Linked DNA regions of Homo sapiens: region 1 is linked to region 2. Evidence: chromatin loops called from intact Hi-C (ENCODE). Cell type or tissue: heart right ventricle. All regions are shown on one strand. Links, peaks and the distances in the headings refer to the core of each region. The heading gives the core; the rest is flanking DNA. Region 1 has its middle 8.7 kb from the start of LINC03069. Region 2 overlaps LINC03069 (long intergenic non-protein coding RNA 3069).

Region 1 (5,388 bases), core at 275-5,274, 120 kb before region 2:
CACTCAGATAACCAGTAAATGTTTAACAGATTATGAACTGAGGGTCCACTAATAAACATGTATTTTCTACAACAGTGATTCCACATAGTAGGTAATGCATATTTATTGATTTGTTTTGAATTCTGACCTGATTCATTGGTAATTCATCACTTGTATAATTATGGCATTGTACGCTAATAATAGTACAATATTTTAAGTGTTGAGTATGTGTCAGACACTATCCGAAGTGTTTTTCATGTATTATCTCATCTGATCCTCACAAACTTATCAGATGGTTTATGTACTATTATTATCCTCTGTTTAAAGACAAGGAAACTGAGGCACAGAGGGATTAAATGACAGTACCATGGGCACTGACAATGCCTCTGCCTTGCCTGATGTAATTTAGCAATGAAAACTCAATTCAAATTGCACTGCAGTCTCATCATAAGGAACTTTATTCTTCCTTTCCAGTAGCTATAGAGAGAGGTAGGTTTGAAGAAACAGGAATGAAATGAGCAGGAAAGGTGACATACGACTAAAGAAGTTTATGAACTCTTCTTATGTACTCTCTCTGAGAGGATACAGGCTGATAAACTTATACGTGTACAGATGTGTATATGTATACTTATACATATATTCAGTGTTCATAATACTTATACGCACATGCAAGTGTATTGATGTTACAGATTGTGTGTGTATTGATGTTACAGATTATGTGTGTGTATGTGTATGTGTACACCAATCCACTTGCAAGTGTGTATAGGTATTATAAATACACAAAAAGCCCTGCCAAAAATAGGAAAATATTTAAAGATTATAAAACTTTCCCTAAATAAAGGAGGCTGGCCCTTAGTAAGCCAAATGTAGGATTCTAAGGGTTTGTAATCAAAACAAATGAGACTCACTCAAACGTCCTTGAGAAAGCTTCAGACATTGGGACCTTGGTTTTATGCCTCCATGAAGCTGGCCTGGAGGTATCTATGGTCTCTTTCAACTGTGACATTTTTGTGAATTTATAACTACAAGGGAAATTGAGAACAGCATACCACCTTTACCTGGGGAGGGAGTGTTTGCATTGCTTTTCTAAAGCAAAGTCTATGACTTTGGTGGCTCTGGAGAGCTCTAGATATTTTTTCCACTTTGAAAAAGCTGAAAGAGTTACCTCTTCAGCTTTTTGGCAACACCTGTTTCTATATATGGGACACCTACCAATGCTATTTGTATATGGAGACATGGTTTTTATGTCTGTACTGTGTGTGCTCCAACCAGCATCCTTTGCCTATCGCTGCTACTTGTGTATTGCAGTCACCCTCTCTTCAGCTTTAGTTAGTCCTATATTCCATCATTGTCTGCACAGTGGCCTTGTCACAGCCCACCAAGCACTGAGGATCCCCTTCTGGTGTCACAAGTGACTGGATTATTTCGCCTTAAATATTATTCATGTAGCTGCCTCCATGGTAGGGGAGAGGGGGCACCTACTGAGAGTCAACTGTATCTTCTACATTTCTCTGTCCAAAATTCTTGGTAGAAATTGACTTGACTCAACTGCCTCTGAAAAGAAGGAACAGAAAGCCCATCTATCTATGCTATTTGCTTTGGTAGTATTAGGTATCAGTACTGTTACTTAGTTTAAAAGTTCCCAAAAACATTAATGCCAAATTGTTAGGCCATGAAAGCCTGAGAGAATGAATATGTTCAACCACCAGCCCTCATAAATGCTCAAAATAATAACATTGTGCTCTAATCTCTAATTTTTGCATGAGCTTCCATAGCAAAACTTCTTCAAGTTCTTTTCAAACCCTGCTTTCAGTTCTTTGACTAACCCTCTGGGGTCTCTTGGATTAAATGAAAAATAAACAGCACAGAGTAAAATCATACACACTGGAATCCAAGTGCTTCCTGTGAACAAGGATTAATTCTGTTGAATTGCTCACAGGACTACTACAGTTCTGTTGTTCTTTGAAAATAAACAGGCTGCAGTGAGCTATGATGGCACCACTACATTCCAGCCTGGACAACAGAGCAAAACCCTGTCTCAAAAAAATAAATAAACAAATAAATATGTTATGTGGAAGCAAGAGATCTGGAAGCATTGTCGGAAGTATTGAAGTGTAGCCTAGGAAGCAGTGAGAGGTCAGCTCAAGATTGACTCATCTTTCTCAGGCTACATTCCTCTAGGCTGAGAGCAGACCTAAGAGGAAAACACAATTGCATGTTTGCTTTTGGAACACAGATGGACAACATATAGCCATATGTCTTTATTAGCAGCCATTGTGAAGCAGCTGGAAGTGGAGCCAGGAAAGACTGTCATTACATTTCATTACCTGTCCTAGGACAGGGTATATGATTCTGGCACAAGTGCACGGCTTGGAAAGAGATGTCAGAGATAGACATTACATGAGTGTGTGGTCAGCCCTTCTGACATGGAAACTTTATTCCTTTCTCTAGATTTGGGAAGGGCATTAATCAAGATCTTGGTGGGAGAAACTGCTGCTGTTTACCAAAGCACCCTCTGCGCTGGTCCTGTTTCCTGTTATTGGGTCATGTTCTGCAATTCATATTTTATTGTTTAAGCTGAGGCAGGGCCAGGGCAGTCACGGTGTGACTTTTTCACTAGGCGTCTCATTGTGATTATTTTCCTGTTCTGATAAGGAAGTTGAACCTGAGGCAAATGTCTGGCTGCTCTATAGATTCCCAGCTTCCATGGGATATCCCTGGAATTAATGGTAAAGAAGCAGTGGGCATTGAGAGTTACCACTGACCCCCTTGCAGCTGTCATCATGAATTGGCTCTTCTCTTTTCACCCTGATGGTGGGACATAGGTGGGCGTGAGTTTACTGGGCACATGGTCAGAATGAGCGTGGGGCTCGCCCAGTACAATATTATAAAGTTTCTCCTTTGTTTCCTCATCCTCTAATTTTAGAACTCCCAGCTTCCAGGCCCACACAGTTTTGCTGATCACGAATGAAATCTTGAAGAACATCCATCTCTTGTGTGAGTAGGAAGAGAATTTATTAAAAGTTATTCATGTCAAAGTGCTAGTAATTTTAGTCCTTTTCAGGAGCATTTAAATTTTTGAGGAGGCTATCAGGAAAGGGCAATGATGATTGCAAAGGATCATTCAGTAGTGATCAAATTTTAGGCCCTGCAAAGAGAGAGAATGTTTATTCAGAATAGGTCCCACCCTGATTAGATGGCTAACTGCTTTGCTTACAAAACCAATCATGAAGTATAGGACTGAGAATTGTCTTTTCTTAATTTTGTACTTTTCATCTCCCTTTTTATTTATACTTCACAGCCACATTTCTGCTCTACTTAAAAAAAAAAAACATAACAAACAAACAAAAACTGGAAGCCAACAATGGAAAAGAGGGACCAGGAAGACAAGAAGTGAACATCTTAAAGAAAGATATTAAGTGTCTAAAGGCATGAAGATGACTTGTGTTTATTTGGGAATAATCTAGATGCTTTGCACCTGGAGCAGAAAGAACACAATTAATGGTGAAGGACTTGTCCAAATGATGAGAAAAAATTCACAATGTGGGCCCACTCTACATCTCTGAAAGGAAGAAGTCAGCAAACATCCCTAAGGGCCTACCTTTCAGCTATTTGTTTCACTTACTCCACTTAAAAATTTCCAAGGGACATGAACAGAGACAAGATCTATTTTGAAAGTGCAATTTACACTCTCAAGGTGTCCTATGTTAGCTAGCACGTTAGTGAAAAATAAGCCAACCGGTAGGAAAGAAGATGACAATGAAACAAGGGAGAGTGTGGGCATAGATATTAATATTAAATGGGTCAGGTTAAAGTTAAATTAATTCACTGTCTTTTATGCTGTATGTTAAACTGGCAATCCATGAAAGTTAGATGCACAGAAATAATGTTCAGTCTTTCATTCAAAGTTTCCACAGCATTTCATCTAGGTAAAGACGTTACACCTAATATATGAACTTTTTTAAAAAAAGGAAAGAAGACCTGTGCTTTAAAATAAATGTTTCTTTTTTTCTCATTATAAAATAATACCACACACTCCTTTTAGAAAAACAATAAGGACAGTATAAGAAAACAATTAAAATGACAATAATCTTACTATCAAGTGATAAGCACTACTACTATTTTTGATACATTTTCTACAATATCCCTTTTGATACATTTTCTATAATATCCCTACATTATTATAGTATTCAAATAATAGCCCACTTAGTATTCTTTTATTACATGTTAAGATTGGTCCTCATTTTTAAAATATTACAAACAAAACTCTGATGAATATCCTGGTACAACTGTCATATGCTTACTTATTACTTTATCAGGTTTAAAAAATTATTTTCCACACAACATCTATTTTATCTTTTTTTCCAATTCATGGTACATGTTTTTCTTATTAAGCTGGAATTGTTCTTCATATGTTAAAGATATTAACATTTGTAATATGTGTCTCAAATGTTCCCCCAATTTTTTATCCATCTCTTAAATTATGATGTCTTTATTGATTTGCAGAAGTTGTCCAGATGTATTTATCTTCTTTTGGTGTTTCTTCCATTGCTTTTGAAAGTCCTTCATCACCCTGAGATCAATAAAATATTGGTCAAGAAAATATTATATTTTATCCTCATTTTGAAAAGCATGCATGACATTATTGCTTGTTGTTTTTAAAAGACAAAAGAGATGCATAAAGTAAAAGAAGAAATTGCTTTGTGCCCCTCTTGCCACCTTCCACCCATCCCTGTCCACATATGCTCTTTCAAGTTTTTATAATTCTACTGTTTACACTTCACTTTTTAATTTCAGATGAAAGTTATTTTGTTATATGGTCTGAGGTGACAATCTAACTTGAGGATTTTATGTTTTTCAAATAGCCATTTTTTCCAACACCATTGTTGAATAATTCATTTCTTCTTTCTTGGTTTGTGACAGGCCCATATTTTTTGAGTTACAAAGACAGGAAATTCACAATGACATTATGCAACAAAAATAACCTGCTTTCAGTGCTTGAATACACGACTGGCTAAGCACGTGGTTATTCATACACCTACACTCTATGTGGAGGCAGAGCATGTCACTGTAGGGCAAGAGATTGGATTGTCCATTTTTAACAGAATGTTCTAATTTGCTGAACCACACAAGTCTTTAATTTTTCAGTTCAGTTCAGTTCAATTCAACTGACTTAATTTCAACCACCGTTTAGTAATGCGTATTATGTGCATTCACTGTAGTATGTGAATTCGGGTTGATCCAGTTTTGGATTTCAACCCAGCCTACAAGTAAGTAAGAAGTTGAGCAACTTGTCTAATAACTCAGACAAAAAACAAATAAAATTGTCCAAACAATTCTGGGGAAAATGGAGGAGGCTTTGCTGAAATAATTTTACATGACTATCTTTTGAGTTCGAATTGATATGTT
Region 2 (5,388 bases), core at 253-5,252:
GCAATCACAAACAAGCCCCAGTTTTTAACAATTTCTGAAAAACATTAACTTTCCATTTTGCTGGCAAGTAATATATTTTTCTGTACTAGGTTATACAATAAAGTGTTTTTCTTAATAAAGATTTTGGTCAAGAGGCTTAAAAAACACCCCTCTTAAGTTTCTGTCCAGCTCTAATATTCTATGATTCCCAAAGATAGAAGGGACCTGCTCACTGAGCCGTAATGATAATACTCTCATGTAACATTTTTTAGCACTTACTACGTTTCCAGGCACCGTGTCAATTGCTTTCCATGCATCATCTCATTGAACACTCCCAACAACCCTATGTGTTAGGTAATCATGATGCTGTTTTACAAAGACTGAGGAAATTAAGCAATCTTGGAGAGGTTCAGAACATAGAGTTAGCAGGAGAGCCAAGATTTGAAACTTACAGGCTGACTCCCAAGTCTTTAATTTTTCTTATGATTTGCTGCCAAACACGTGAGATTGTGAGCATCAGTTAGTAACTGGGCCTCTGGTACAGATGGGCGCAGGTCTTTTGCCTGAATTTCCATGTGAAGGAGGATGACCAATCATTTCTCTTCCTCTTGACTAGGGGAAGGTGCATTGTGCATTTCAAAAGCCTGCCTAGCCCGGGGAGATAAGGGGGTCGTTTTATCTCTTTGCATTTCATTTTACTCATCTGTAAATCAAATTTCCCTCAGTGTCTTCCAGAGTCCTCACGAGTATCAGAGAAGGCATAATCTGTACACGTGGCTTCATTTAAAATGAAAATATCAAGCAGTGTCATTTTCACAAGTATCCCCACACTGTCTGAGGCTGAAAAGAAGAGTGTAGCTATGCACACTGCAGTGAGAAGAAAATTTCAGCTCAATTGGAGGATGTAAAGGTACAAGTAAGGTTTCAGCAGAAGCGCTCATGAACCCCACATGAAGTCTTTCTTCTTTCTTAGCTCATACCCCCTTTAATGCATGGATGCTGGCTTAACTTTATCAGGAGTCAGAATAGGCTTCTGTGTGTATTCTTGACTAGAAGTAAAACAAATATTTTCTTTCTAAAGTTATTGAGTCCCATTGATCTATGTGAAATTTCACCATTAGATAGTCATTCCTTTTGCTTGAAGGCTTTGGGACTGCAGAAATTCCTGATTAAAAATTAAACCTTTCTATGGTTCACGAGCAAAATAATTAATCGCCTAAATGACAATTAGGTCATTCTATAATTGAATAAAATTCCAATGATACACAAACAGTAAGTTCAATTGGGAACCATGGGTAAGATTCACAGTGTACAGCATGATCTGGAGAGACAAGCTTGGTTGGGGGTCTAAGTAAAGCATGAAATACAGTCGGGAGGGTCACAGAAAAGCATCGAAGACAACTCTTAGCCACTTGTAAAATTTTGCAAGAAGTTGCAATACTCCAGAATAATCACAATCTTTTCATACAGTGCTTCCCAGTTTATAACATGTTATTCTATTTAACACTCCCAGCATCCCTTGGGGTAGATATTTCTGGAGGAGGAAACTAAGGAGAGAAGGGATGTGACTCGACCGAGGTCACCCACTGTGAAATGGCAGGTCATACAACTCCTGAGCCCTTCTGAATCAACCACACTTTCTTCCCAGGCAGATGGGCTCATTCTCAGTGCCCAGATCTGAGCTCAACCATTCTCTCTCTGGAAAAAGACATCTCATGCCACTTTTGACACATGTCAGGGAACACAGAGATACATCAAAGAATACATTCTGGCTTTAATGCCTACCAGTGAAATAAAAGACTGGAGATGTGGCTGCGTGTGGTACAGGCACACACACCACAATGCACACACAGCACACATACAGGATCACTGGGAAGAGTGTCTGTTCTAGGTTCATAATTCAACCAAAATGTATCAGTGATTAAAGCAATTGAGCTTTGCTCCCATCTCTGATTTCGCCTTGACTTTCAGTCCTCTGCTTCTTTCTCCTTTTCTCCCCGCCCACTTTTTAGTGGCCTTTGTTCTTCGTTCCTGAGCCATCTGGTTGCAAAGTATGGTAGGAGCACAGTGCAGCAGGCACATGAAAAAGCAGTACAAAAAAAAAAAATAGTAGGAGTGAAAACAAAAGACATGAAGATCCTGAATTTTTAATTTCTCTTTTCAGATTGAAATACCACTGCTCCTAGTTCTGATGCAAAATTGAAAAGAGTGCACTGGGTCTTCAAATGGCATATTGACAAGGAGAAAGAGGAAAGGATGCCCCAGGACAGCCTGGGGGTCAAGGCTGGGCTCAGGCATGCCTGGACAAGCCATGCAAGTTGTCTCCGGACTTGAACCACGTATCAGAGGAGCTATTTGAGGAGCCACATCAGCATACCTGCTTCTGTGGGCCCCCAGGCTGTGGTGCTCAGCCCTTGCACTATGAAACATTTTTTTTTTCCAGAAGCCAAAGCTTTGAGCATCTCCTCCCATGTAGAGAGTGTATATGTTTACGTCCATGTCTTTCGCCATGTGAACGCATGCAACCACCACCTCAAATATCATAAATCCTCTCTCTCCCCCTTTCTGTCTGCCTGTTTATCTACAATCTGTCTATTTAAATTCTTTTTAAACAAGAAGGGAATATCTTTATGCCTGTTTGTAGGGATATTCTACATCCATCTGTTATTTACATCATTCGTTTTCCTGAGGTGTCTCCAACAAATCCTGGCTGGATGCACTGTATGTGTTATTAATAAAACAGCTGTAAAAATATTAACTGTACGGCCTAATTGTCAGCCCTGATTGGGAGCCAAGTTTATCCCCGGACGGATGCGGAGACTCAGAATTTGGGCTTCCATCCAGATCTGACCCTTGCAGCTCACTTTACATTTGATTCTTTGACCATTTAAGCTGTTCTGGCTTCTTTTTCCTCCCAGGGATCTGTGCACATCCGGCCTCCTGGCCTCCTGGCTCCTTCAGGTGGCGCTGGTCCAGCTTCCTGAATGTTCATGGCCAGGCCTTTCTCCTCCTCCCCCTACTTTTGTTAAACTTAACAGCCATATGCTATAGAATCACCTTCCAGTAACTTAAAAGATGAGTAGAAATATTGTCAGCATTGCCTCTCTCTGCACACTGGTAGGAAATAGCATTTGGAGAGTCTGCATTGGAAAACACATCTCTATTAAAAGCATTGGGTTAGGATACCAGAAAACCCAGAGTGATTGGCTGCAAAGTGATACTTCCTTAGTATCTGGAATCAGATCAATCTTTCAGCCAAACCTTCTGGATAGGGAAGATAAATGAAGAGGTGATAATACATTTTATTTTTAATGAAGTGCTCAAAATAAACCAAATGAGGGCAGAAGTTGGCAAATGAGGCATTTTTTTACTGTGCCCTCCTTGGGATAGTTGGATTAACCCTGACTGGCTTATACCTAAGTGAGGCTGAAGTGTTTACTGTGGGGCAAGACTGGGAGGACAGACATTGCATAGAAAAAAACTTGATTCTGCCAGTATCCAGAAAGCCTTGGCGTCGTCTGCATCTAATTCTTAGGTGATTTCATAGAAGAACGTCCTTAGGTAGGGTGGTATGATGGTTTGCTTCATTACACATGAAATACATAAATTATCTGCCAACATTTCATAGGCCAAAACATTAATGACACCATTCAAGCTCTTAGTCCCAGTAACATTTAACATGGCTGTGATTAGCTGTCAAAAAGTTGGATAAGATTTGATGCTTTATGTTTGTTTGTTTTTTTTCTCTACTGCGACTTTCTTCATGATTGCAATATTCCACTCCAGTGAAGGGTTTTGGAAATTTTACAGGATTGGCCTTTGATTTTGCTTATTTTTTTAGGAAGATTCCAAGCAGGCTCTCCTGCCATAGAAGATTACCTCTCATATTCTCTTAACCTCACATTTTCCAGGCCATCACTGCAAATGTTTCCAAAAAGACTGCTTGTCCTGGGGTCACCATTCCAATTCTCATAACCATTAGTATTGACAATCTGGTAGGACACTAATTGTTTGTTTGACTTTCACATTTTTAAACAATCACTTGTAAGGGGAACCCATATTTTTGTCTCTAACAGAAGTGATGAAAATTTAAAAAGAGAAACCAAAAACTTCAAATTACCAGTCCTTAAAAGAAACTGCAGCAGGATGTCAATGAAATCATCAAATACACTGCTGGAGAGCTGACCTCAACAGAAAATTTAACACTCCACTATCTTGCTTGAAAAATACAGATGTTTTTTATACATGGTCAATTGCCTTCCAAAAATGTCTGCATTGTAAAATGTTTTTGTCTAACAATTGGACTAGATTAAAGTGACTTCATGGAGACAAACTGTTTTTAGCCTTGAAAGAGCTAGTAATTATTAGATGTTTCAATGGAAGCTACCTCTTTTTTCCACCTTTGTTTACCATATAGTTACCTGAGTTTAAATGTGTTGGTGTTTCCTGACCCATATCTTATAAATGTATGACAAATTAAATGTCTTTTCAATGAAGCAAAAGGAAAATGTTTAATAGAAATCTTAACTTTCATGAGAGCAAGAACTTGCTTTATCTACCATATGTGTCTCCCATAGTGCTTAACAGACAGCTGTTTGCCAATAGAGCTCAATATTCATTGACTAATGACCAAGTTAATCAAATTCTCTACTTGGCATAAGAGGGAGGTCTAAGTTTCTTCCTGCTTTAAGCTTCTATATTGAACTCTTACATGGTAAAAAGACTTTTAGCAATTCTTTATTTTATTTAAATGTTCAACAGTGTTTGCTGAGTATTTTCTATGGTGCTTAGCACAGGGGTAGGCACCAGGATGGATTCATAAATAAATGTGAGACTTGCCTCCCACCAATAAAAATTGTATAATTTGTTTGTGGAGCCAGGATATCACATAGCAGAGGCATTGTAAAATCTGGAGTAGAATGGTAGTAACTGCATATAGGCAGATAGGGCATTCAATTTCAAGGAAAAAGGGCTGTGGGATTAGTTACAAGACAAAACTTCACATGAAAGACAATGGAGGAGCTGGATCATCTAGAAAGCAGAAAATGAGGAAAAAATAAGCAGTTTAAGATTGAAGACTTGGTAGACCCAACATATACATTGCTGAACTTCTTGTCCTAAAGCCTAAATAACAATAACAGATGGAGACTAACTGGTAAGCTCAAAGTTTGGTGATAATTCAAGCTTTTCTTATAATCAATGTTTATGATGTGAAAAAAAGTCTGCACTCAAGTGTCCGGTATGCATTAATAAGTTACTGAATATGTTTAAGACGGAACAAACGTTATGCCATTGTTAATGTTCATTAAAATGTGGCATTCCGAGAAGGTGAGAAGTTAATTTTTGGTGATGGCTTCTGGAAGTAGATGGAATGAATAGTCCTGAGGGTATTCTATTACCAGAGAGAAG

The links. Peaks named below come from ENCODE experiments on the same cell type or tissue, not always from the same donor. Only the 100,000 strongest peaks of a DNase experiment are listed, where the experiment ranks them.
Region 1: a loop joins it to region 2, with 2.4 times the contacts of the local background. A loop is called at or near these places in 2 of 110 quality-filtered maps.

Annotation. Positions count from the first base shown.
Region 1 is chr18:56,197,255-56,202,642 of GRCh38, reverse strand. No RefSeq gene overlaps it. Among named protein-coding and RNA genes, the nearest start is that of LINC03069, 8.7 kb to the right of the region's middle. In heart right ventricle, for the core only: no CTCF peak of the experiment used is centred there; a DNase peak (open chromatin) is centred at 2,578; H3K27ac peaks cover 4,665 bases.
Region 2 is chr18:56,080,706-56,086,093 of GRCh38, reverse strand. The region is part of intron 3 of LINC03069 (long intergenic non-protein coding RNA 3069); the gene reads left to right. All of the region lies in intron 2 of LINC01905 (long intergenic non-protein coding RNA 1905), which reads right to left. It overlaps LINC01539 (long intergenic non-protein coding RNA 1539), which reads left to right. Exons shown (of 9, transcript NR_040026.1): 8 at 705-889; 9 at 2,144-2,738. Among named protein-coding and RNA genes, the nearest start is that of LINC01905, 41 kb to the right of the region's middle. In heart right ventricle, for the core only: a CTCF peak has its summit at 2,947; DNase peaks (open chromatin) are centred at 2,325 and 2,883; H3K27ac peaks cover 4,258 bases.